Regions from separate parts of the Homo sapiens genome. Here region 2 is linked to region 1. Evidence: read pairs that join two places in POLR2A ChIA-PET (ENCODE). Cell type or tissue: HCT116. All regions are shown on one strand. Each heading gives the region's core, and the rest is flanking DNA. Links, peaks and the distances in the headings are about the cores only.

Region 1 (5,391 bases), core at 210-5,209:
GAAACAATAGAATTTTGCAAATTTCCTTAACCATAATAAAAAGTGGCTGTTAAATATTATATTGTTACAGAAAACAATTACAGTGAAAAATAGTGAATTTTACCTGATTTTGGATATGTATGTTAACTCAATACTATCTCAATTTATCTTAATACTCAGAATTACATATTTTAGTTAGTATATCTTTTGTTTAACTCAGGATTAACCCCAGAAATGATTGTCTCAATACTTCTTAATGAAACTATGCTTCCTACTAATATAGATTACCCAGAATAATTAATCTGTTATCATTAAGAGACAGTGTTCTGATTATAAATTCTCACTTTATAAGATGAGATATATAGAGGCAGGAGTTATAGGATTCATCAATTCTTACTGTAAAAGAAAGTTAGTGGTGACAGTTTTATACCAGGCAAGTTAATTTTAAAAAGTACATCTTTGTTTTAATTTTTCTATTAATACTATATTTACACAATTAAATTGCTAGCACATACATATACATACACATAATAAATGTTAGTCAAAGGTTTTGGTTATTTGGTTTCTGACTAAACATTTACTATACATTTTCCTTTTAAAAATGTTTTTATCTTAAGAGAAAATTTCTTATAGCGAAGTTGCGATAACAGTACAAATAACTTTTTCCTAATGCCTTTGAGACCATGTTGCCATGATGTACCGTCATGCTATTTCAGTGTATATTTCTTACACCAAAGACATTTCTAATAACATACCACCAAAATTAGGAAATAAACATTCACTACCTATATTTCTCAGACCCTATGTGAGTTTTACCCAAGATAGTAATAATGTTGCCCCCTATAACAAAAGGGCCCACACACTATTACGTATGTTATTCTTTAAAATTTTATTTTCTAACTTTCTTTCCACCAGCAGTAGAATCACATTAAAAAATCTTGATATTTTTAATTCTACCTCACTCTGCTTCCTCTCTCTTTCTTATTTTCAGTCTGTCACTTTCTATTAGCTTTTTCCTGAATTTAGCCATCTGTCTTAATAGGTCTAAAGCTGCACTCATTGGTTTGAGAAGCCTGAGACCCTTTTGTTGCACACAGAATTAGCTACATAGAGAAAGGATCCATTCATTTACCAAATATTTATTAAGCACCTATTATGGGCCAAACAATAAAGCTTCTGGCCTAGGATGATCAGGATGTATAGAAAATGACCCAGACAAAAGCTAAAGTATACTTTTCAGTGTCTACCCTAAAAATAATGAATCATATACTCTTATTATTTTGTTTATTTTTAATACTTACTACACATGAAATGTTTTTCTTCTCGTGTAATTTTAGTTTTAACATCACATGATTCCTCACAGTCTTCCTTACAAACAGTATCATTACTTTTACTTTCATCTTTTGCATTAGATCCATCTTCTACAATGTTAACTACTGAAGAGTCCTTTATATTAAAAAATAGAAATAAGAAAAAAATACATTAAACATGTTATATGACCTAATACATAATAAAAAAGACTATAGAGAAAAGCTTAGATTTCAGGAAAGACAAGGCTGATCATTAGAGAGAAATATAAGCTATTTAATTCAAACTTCCACAAATAAACCTGATGAGTAAATAAAATCAAACGGACCAATTTCTTAATTTCCTGGGTAGCCACTCACAGGACAATATTTGAAATATGAAAGTTTGTGGAACAGCTTTTTTTTTAAGCAAAGTGATTTTTTACTACCTATCAGATATTTCATTGAAAAGTTGTGGGCTAGTTTTTAATCTAGGCCTGAAATGTCTTCAAAATATTTTCATATCTGTTGAATCAATCCTCAGTTTATAGTTTCCTCAGTTTAAATACAGTAATATTAAAGCAATTTTCAACATTTCTAAATACATGTTTTAATTGTTCCATAAATTATATTTGGTAGTTATGATTAATCTTTTCAAAATTCTAATATATATCTTGAAAGCTAATCATGCTTTCCTAGCTAATATAATATTGCTAAAATTCTTACCGTAGAATGATGTACACAGTTACCTTGTACAGCTTCTCCACAAATAAAAATACATACATTTAAGAATAAGAGTGAGGCTTGGGATGGAGACATCATATTTTTCTTGGATAGATGAAAACACTTCTTCAAATATCAGTCAGCTCTTTGTGGAAAGAACTACAGAGCATAGAGTCTTCAGTTAAAAACCTCTGGAAAGCGTACAACAAAAACATAAGCCAAAACTTACTAGTTTCCATGCCCTGGTTTGAAACAACACCCTTCATATGAAAAACAAAGTAGCCTCTGGAGATCCTGACATTTTAAATTGTACAATTCCTTTTTTATCACTTCATGTCTGTATTATAAATCCAAGCTTTTGCAATATAGGCAACAAATAGATAAATAAGTAAATAAATAAATAAATGACAGATGTAGACAGATAAATAAAGCATGAATTTATAAATTCATCTAATTTTTGTGAGTCAGCCTTTTCTTGCCTTGGGAAAAAAAATGGCTTTGATAAGCTATACATCAATAATTGCAAACTGCTTGCAAAAAAATAGGAAGTAGAAATGACTGATGGAGTGGGAAAAATATTACCTTGGAACTATTTCTATAAAATGCTAAGTAGAAATTTGATCGAGGTGGACATCCAGAGCAGATAATTCAGACTTAAAATATACTTTTAAAATGCCAAATCTCAACGCTGGGCGCAGTGGCTCACGCCTGTAATCCCAACACTTTGGGAGGCTGAGGTAGGTGGATCACCTGAGGTCAGGAGTTCAAGACCAGCCTGGTCAACATGGCGAAACCTCGTCTCTACTAAAAAATACAAAAATTAGCCGGGCGTTGTAGCAGGTGCCTGTAATCCCAGCTGCTAGGGAGGCTGAGGCAGGGAGAATCGCTTGAACCTGGGAGGCAGAGGTTGCAGTGAGCCGAGATCACGCCACTGCACTCCAGCCTGGGCGAAAGAGTGAGACTCCATCTCAAAAAAAAAAAAAAAAAAAATTGCAAATTTCTAAGACTGTAATTAATCTGTAATTAGTTGTAATCTAATTACAACTATTTTGTTAAAACTGTAAAAATTCTGAACATCAGAGAAATAATATTATTGAAAATGACCACTCTTTGAAGGTTGATAGATGAATGTCTTCAAATTTTCCCTTTCAATGTCTCCTTCCCTTCATTCTACACACATGCCTAAGTCTTCATTATTCTAAAATTAAGAGGCAAAGCAAAACTTTCCTGCATCTTCCTTCTGGTTCGAGACATTATTTTCTCCATCTCCTTTCCTAACCTGAGAACTGCCATAGTTTTTATGGTACTAGTACAATGACTGATACACAAGAGGCACTCAAATATTTTCTTAATGAAGAAACAGCTTAAAATAATTATCTGTTCTCTGACTTTCCTTCCTCACCACCTACTATTTAAACCCAAACAATCATATCTCTTATTTGTGGCAATCACTTTCTCAGAGTTTCTCCAGTGAGACAGTATGAGATGGTTGGGAGTGCCGGCTCCAAGACCAGATTGCCTGATTTAAAGATTAGTTTCAACACTCCCTTACCCTGGAATCTTGGACAAAGTTACTAATATTGCTATAGCTTGATTACCTCCTTTGTATTATGGAAATTGTTGTATGGATTAAAAGATATGTAACATTGCGGACAATATTGATGACTTTTATAATTTATATTAATAGGCAAATACACATATTGTAATCTTAAATTTCTAGTTGAAGTCTTACAAAATTCAAGTGAAAATGGCAGAACTTCAGCAGAAGTTGGCAGAACTTTAAATCAGCCAGATGTTAAAATTCTTTGTTCTTTCACATCTTGCCCAGAGACCAATTCAGGAAATTCTTATTTGAGCAAGAAAATACTTCAGTGGAAGATGGAAAAAAAAAAATAGCCTCAGCCAAGACAAAAGTGAAAGCACAAAAAAATTGTCCATCACAGCTGCCACATGGTTATAATACTTGTTAAATTAAATAAGCAGGAGGCCATTGCCTGAGGCTGTCTCTGTACTTTGAGTTCCTCTGTAGCAAACTGCAGCCTGACTTAGGAGTATATTTTTTGTAACAAATAGTGGAGTTTCAGCCAATCATAGGCAGCCAACTAATCAGAGTATACCCAAATAAGATAAACACCTAGCTGTAGGCAATCACATGATTCCTCTACTTTGTTTCTGTGTCCAACAAAATCTTGCTGCTCATGCTGCTGGGTGGAGCTCTCTGAACTTCTTGTTCTGGGTGCTGCCCAATTCGTAAATCATTCTTTGCTCAAATAAATTCTGTTTATTTTCTGTTCTAAAGATACTAAAAATAATATTCAGGCTGGGCGCGGTGGCTCACGCCTGTAATCCCAGCACTTTGGGAGGCTGAGGCGGGCGGATTACCTGAGGTTGGGAGTTTGAGGCCAGCCTGACCAACAAGGAGAAACCCTGTCTCTACTAAAAATACAAAATTAGCTGGGCGTGGTGGCGCATGCCTGTAATCCCAGCTACTCAGGAGCCTGAGGCAGGAGGATTGCTTGAACCCGGGAGGTAGAGGTTGTGGTGAGCCGAGATCATGCCATTGCACTCCAGCCTGAACAACAAGAGCAAAACTCCGTCTCAAAAAAAAAAAAAAATATATATATATATATATATATTCAAATTAGATAAGTTATGTGAATATGCTTTATAACCATAAAGTGGTTATTATTAGTTTCCTTTGTAAATAAAACATCAACGATTTATGAGACCACATTAATGAAATTGCATGTCTAATAGACATCTCACATTTAACATGTTTGAAGCCTAACTCGTATTCCTTATTCCACCCCTACCTATTCTTTCCCATCTTAGTAATGGCAACACACTTTATCCAATTGTTTGAGCCAAAAATCTGAGTCACATTTGACTTTTTTTCTCTCGCTTACTGCAACCATCCACCAACACATCTTATTGGCTCAAGGTTCAAACTGTAAACATTTCTTGCCACCTCCACTGCTACCATCCTAGTCCAAGTCTGCCATCTCTGGTAACCTTAAAACTGTCCTTATTGTTTCTGGTCTTATCTCCTACAACCTAGTTTTCCCCACAACAACTAGAGGGTCTCTTTAAAGGTTCAATAAAATTGTGTTACTCTTCTAATCAAAACTCTCAAATGGATTTCCCTCCATTGAAAGTTGGATTTTACATTAAGTCCTTGCATACAATACAAGTCGCCACTAAATCTGGGCCATGTACCTCTACAATCTCATATGTTAGCACACTTCCCTTATTATATGGTTTGGACCTGCATCCCTACCCAAATCTTTTTTTTTTTTTTTTTTTTTTTTTTTTTTTTTTTTTTTTTTTTTTTGAGACAGAGCCTTGCTCTGTCACCCAGGCTGGAATGCAATTGCACAATCTCGGCTCACTGCAACCTCTGCCT
Region 2 (5,391 bases), core at 65-5,064, 210 kb after region 1:
TTGAGCTTGTGCCAAACCTTTTAATTAGCCTAGCACAAAACAGAAAGAATACCATGAAAATTTTCAAATTCTGGGAATTACAGGGCTAGCAGCGTCTTACAAAATACGTATGGTGCTACTTGTATCTTTTTAAATAAATATTTTATTGGTAGAGAACTACAAAATAAGTAGGGCTTTTGGGGGAGTCTAATTTTACAGTATTTTAAATTGTGAAATGACAAGCACTACAACTGAAGCTTGATGTGACTTACCAATATTTCCCCCCAAAAATGTAAAGGGAAATAAAAATTTTTAGGTTTCATATGCAGTCGCTCAGTGGCAAACTTCTTTCAAGCTAGTAGGTCTTCACAACAGAAACCCTCCTCTCTGGGAAAACAAAAACATGACCGTTGGGTTGTTTATTTATTTTTATTTTTTCAGTCCTTTTGTGTTTAATAAAATGGCAGAATTACACTAGGCTGAAAAGACATAAATAGAATTTTCTCTCCTCTGATTTTGAAATTACAGATAAGACCTCAATTTTTTTCTGGCTTGTTTGGATCAAGTATATATTGAAATGTTGACTAAAACTAATTATGATAGACTGAAATTGATGTCTTTAAAAAAGCTCACTTAATAGTGTTTAATCAGGTTGAGATAATAAAGTGAAAAACAGTGTAAGTTTTGATTCGGATAGGTCTTGACAGTCTACTCCTAAGGCAAATGTAACATTTATTTATCATACCAGATAACACCATTAAGGATGTTTTGTTGTGTGAATCCTAGTATGTGTTTTATATTGATTGTCTTCCAGGGTGGGTTGCTACTTTGTAATGTAAGATAGAAAGTTTTGTGACAGACTTACAGAAGAGCAAAGGAAAAGGTTTGATCATGAAAAGTTCGTACAGTTTTTTTTTGCCCCCTTTCCTGCAACTTTTTCTTTTCTTTTCTTCTTTTTTTTTAAAAAAATTCATTTTCTGGTGTCCTGGTATCCATTTCAAAGGATCAGGTTTCAACCAGAACAGTAAAGGGCCTGAGACTGGAAAGTACACACAAGTCTGGCAAACTCATCTGCATGAGCAAGATCATTTGTTCTCAAGCAGACATCCAAAGTAAATGATTGAAAGAGCTGCTAGCTGTGAAGGATGTGTCTTGAAGGGGAAGGGAGTGGAAACAAACCAGGTTGTTAGGAAGAAAAAGAAAGGCTGCACTTTTTTGAACCTCTCCCTGCTGGGTCACATGCTGACCTGGGGAGATTGTTAAACAGCTTAATAGCCTGCTTTCCTTCTTTCTTTGGTTGATGCTGTGGCTAAAAGTATAAGGTTAAAGAGCAACATTTATGCTCTTCTTCTTAGTTCTTTGTATCTTGTAATAATTGCTTGTAGGTGATACCTGCCTACGATTTCATTATTTTGAATGAATGATCTTTTTTTGAGCTGAAATCAGTATTCTAGATACAGTTGGCCTTCCGTATCTGTGGGTTCAGCATTCATGGATTCAACCAACCTCTGATTGAAAATATTTGGAAACAAATTACATCTGTATTGACTAATGTACAAACTTTTTTCCTTGTCATTATTTCCTAAATAATGTAACAACTATTTAGCCTTTACGTTGTATTAAGTATTATAAGTAATCTAGAGGTGATATAAAGTATATGGGAGAATATGTATAGGTTATATGCAAATATTATGCCACCTTATATGAAAGACCAGAGCCTCTGTGGATTTTAGTACATGTAGGAGGTCCTGGAACCAATCCTTGACCACAGATGCTAAGGAATGACTATTCATTTTTCAAAGTTTCCAGTGATTCTTCCTTTGTGAAGAAATGTTTCTCTTAAAGGTATTGATATATGTAGATGGATTAATGAAGGGTATATACCTTCCAACCCCAGTCACCTCAATTCACCCCTGTCAACTATGGGCCTGTAAGGAAGATAAACCAGGCTAAAATAAATAAATCTCAAATTATGTCATAGGAGAAAAGGTTGCAAGGGTAGAGAGATATTTACCCGGAAAAGAAAAAACTGGGAGGAGGAGAGATAAGACATGATTGTTGTTTCAGTGTTTCTGGGGAACTTTTATGTGGGAGTAGGATTAGTCTTACTATATAAGAAATGTGAGGAATTTTGATTCCATGGAAGAATTTTCTTATATAAAACTTTTAAGAACTAGAAGAGTTTTCCTGGACAGGTAAATCTTGCTCAATAAATGTAGGTAAAATCATGGTTACTTGGTATCTGTCAGGGATTCTATGGAGGCCCCTAAACATTGGATGTGGGAGAAGAATGCTGTGGGCTTATAAAATTTTGTATTTTAAAGAGTATCTGCTTTATGAACATTATGCAATTTGGAGAAAAGTTATGAAATAAGATTATTTCACCTTCTCCAGTTAGCTACTTCCATGATGTTATGGACCGTATAGTTGTTACAACTTCTTTTTGTGTACTGAACAGACAAATGAGATTAATATCCTAACCATTAGTCAAAGATGATGATAAACTAAGCTTTTGGTGCCAAGTTTCTGTTGTCAAAGTTCATTTTTATCCTAGTTTTGATGTTTTAAAATAGGGCTGTCTTTGTAATCAATATTTATATACTTTCCTCTTGTATCTAAAGAGGAGTGTTGTTGTCATCAGATGTAGAATGAAGATTTAAATTAGTTGCCTTACACTTGTTTCCGCAATGAAACATTTTATTTTAATGCATCTTTTTAGATATTTGTTGGAACTGACTTTTAAGTTACAAAGTCTATAACTTATTGAGATTTATATTTGGCATGAAGAACCTGACTATAAATGGTCCAGACAGGCAAGACGATGTAATTTGAGAAAAAACTTAGAAATGTTAAGAAACAACCCAGTTGTTGGCCTTGTGACCATAGATGATTGAGTTTTTGAAGTTAGTTGGCCTATCATCTAGTTTCCAGGCAGCATGATTACTGAAAGATTATAAGCAGGCAATCATTCGTTGTTTTAAAGCCCTCCTTAGGTCAGTGAGATCTTGTGGAGGAGACTCATACCTTACTTTGGCAAGTGATACGGTGGAAGTATGGTGCTAGTTACATTTATCAGTGGCTTGTTTTCAAGCTCTGGGATGAATGTGAAGTATGTAAACAAGGCTTAGCCATATAATATTTGTTCTACTACATTTACTATTCAAAACTATTTTCTTTACCATCGTATTGAGCTTTCATTTTAAAAGAATTCATTCTCTTTATGACTCTGAGAGTTATTACCTTCTTCAGCTGTCTTACGGTTTTCCTACAGGAAATAGTTCTTCAAGTAGTTGGTCAACAACTTCCTATTTCTTTATAAGCTGCTGAATAACTTCCTGACTCAGTATTCTATAATATCTCTGGTTTCAAGGAGTGTTTTACTTGCAAGTTTATTTTATTGACTCTGATGCCTTATAACTATTACCATGTTCAAAGATATGTGTTCTTATATATAATGTACCATGTAGGACCTTATAATTTGATTTAAGGAATCTGGATCAGTGATTTTAAAAGTTTGTACATTTGCATTGTTTTAATAATGTTCTAATAATTTTTAAAGCACAGTTTTGTTTCATTTCCATTGTTTATCATTTTCTGAATAACTGGCCACAATGTTTTTAGTCTGCGAAGATTCAAGGTTTTTTGTGGCTGTGATTTGATTAAGTTATATTGAGTAGCTTGGTATACAATTTAAAAAGGATATGTTTTTCAGAGATTTTTGACATTGCATGGCATAAAACTACCCATATTCCTATATTAATTTGCCTTGTAGATGTGATTGATCGCTATACATAGGCTGATTCTTTTTTCTTTCTTTCCTTTTTTTTTTTTTTTTGAGACAGAGTCTTGCTCTGTTGACCAGGCTGGAGTGCAGTGGCACGATCTCAACTCACTGCAACCTCTGCCTCCTGGGTTCGCGTGATTCTCCTGCCCCATCTCTACAAAAATACAAAAATTAGCCGGGTGTGTTGGCGCACACCTATTGTCCCAGCTAATCAGGAGACTGAGGCAGGAGAATTGCTTGAACCTGGCAGGTGGAGGCTGCAGTGAGTTGAGATTGCACCACTCCACACCAGCCTGGGCGACAGAGCCAGACTCTATCTCAAAAAAAAAAAAGACTATGAACATATACAGTGTATGTTGTTATCATATACAGTGTACCTGGTATTTATACATTGTATACAGAACATATACAGTGTATCTTCATAATAAAGATTATGCCTCTTTAAAAGGAAGTTTCATGAAGAATAAGGCTATACTGTTTCTTTCTGTATCAAGTATAACCCAGAGTTTCCCTTTAAAACTGAAAAGCTTGTAATTTTGCCATTAAATGTTAAGTTGCACACGTGCACATGTATACACAAACAAAAAACCAGTTCAAATTGCAATCACGAAGTATTTCCCTATTTGAGGGAAGGCCAGTCTCTGCTTGTTTGTCTTGCTATTGAGGCTGAGTGGAGAGAGAAGATGAAAGTACGCCCTTAGCTCTGGGGGGTGGGGGAGAGCTTACTTCTGCTCAGTGGGTGGGCATCCCAGGGAAGAATGGCACACAGTGCCACAGTGATTTAGGGAGAGAACCCTGGAGAAACTGTATTCACCAGTGGCAGAAGAAAAACAGTTGGAAGATAGTAGATGTGACAGAGTAAATAGAACATAGAGATTAACATATTCCCTGGGAAAAATAATGGAATTTTTTTAGTGTGAACTAAGAAAGAAGTTCACTAGAACTTCTTTGCATTATTTAATTAATTTGCAGCATCATTCAAAGAACAGACTGTCACTTGGTGTGTTTAAAAATTATGATTCTTAGTTCTAGAAAGAATTCTAGAACTATCTCTGGAAGTTTAAATGTAGCAGACTCAATTGACTGCAAGGTGGTAGGCTAATTTTCTTTTTAAAGTCACATTTAAAAAAAAATACCCTTTCCTAAAGCTTTATCTTAGCCATTAAAAAAAAACCCAAACATCTAGATAGCATTTAAATAGTTGAAACTTGGAAAAAAAAAAAACCCAGGTTTTTACAACCCTAAAATAAGTCCTCTTTAGTTATGTAGAGAAATATTTTACTTTGTAGTTAGAAAAATAATGTGAATTCACAGCTTAAAATACTCAGGGTATCATGACTCTGCATTGCCTTGTACCTTAAGGCTTTGAGGGGAGGTAAACTCTAAACTGTTTTATTGCCAAAATATATATAGAAATTTAAGCTTAGGACCAATCAAAGTGAAGTCATTTTAAAAATCAGTTGCTAAGATTTAAGATTATTCAAACTTAATGCTACCCTCTGTAATAGCATAATTTAGCCATTAATTGTGGCTTGAAAGTTTTTAATAATAGCTGAGTAGCATTGTATAAAGGGAGGTCTTAAAGAGCTGTGTCGTTCTATAACTGTGGTTACTAGGTGATGCACTTC

The links. ChIA-PET counts read pairs that join two places held together with the same protein. Peaks named below come from ENCODE experiments on the same cell type or tissue, not always from the same donor. Only the 100,000 strongest peaks of a DNase experiment are listed, where the experiment ranks them.
Region 2: POLR2A ChIA-PET joins it to region 1 with 5 read pairs; 4 of 35 experiments call an interaction of 5 or more read pairs at or near these places.

The regions. Positions count from the first base shown.
Region 1 is chr11:101,905,823-101,911,213 of GRCh38, forward strand. ANGPTL5 (angiopoietin like 5) reads right to left here. Exons shown (of 9, transcript NM_178127.5): 2 at 1,992-2,179; 3 at 1,281-1,425; 4 at 1-25. The coding sequence starts at 2,087. Among named protein-coding and RNA genes, the nearest start is that of CEP126, 6.5 kb to the right of the region's middle. In HCT116, for the core only: no CTCF peak of the experiment used is centred there; no DNase peak of the experiment used is centred there.
Region 2 is chr11:102,114,668-102,120,058 of GRCh38, forward strand. All of the region lies in intron 2 of YAP1 (Yes1 associated transcriptional regulator), which reads left to right. Among named protein-coding and RNA genes, the nearest start is that of YAP1-DT, 6.9 kb to the left of the region's middle. In HCT116, for the core only: no CTCF peak of the experiment used is centred there; no DNase peak of the experiment used is centred there; H3K4me3 peaks cover 142 bases; H3K27ac peaks cover 2,383 bases.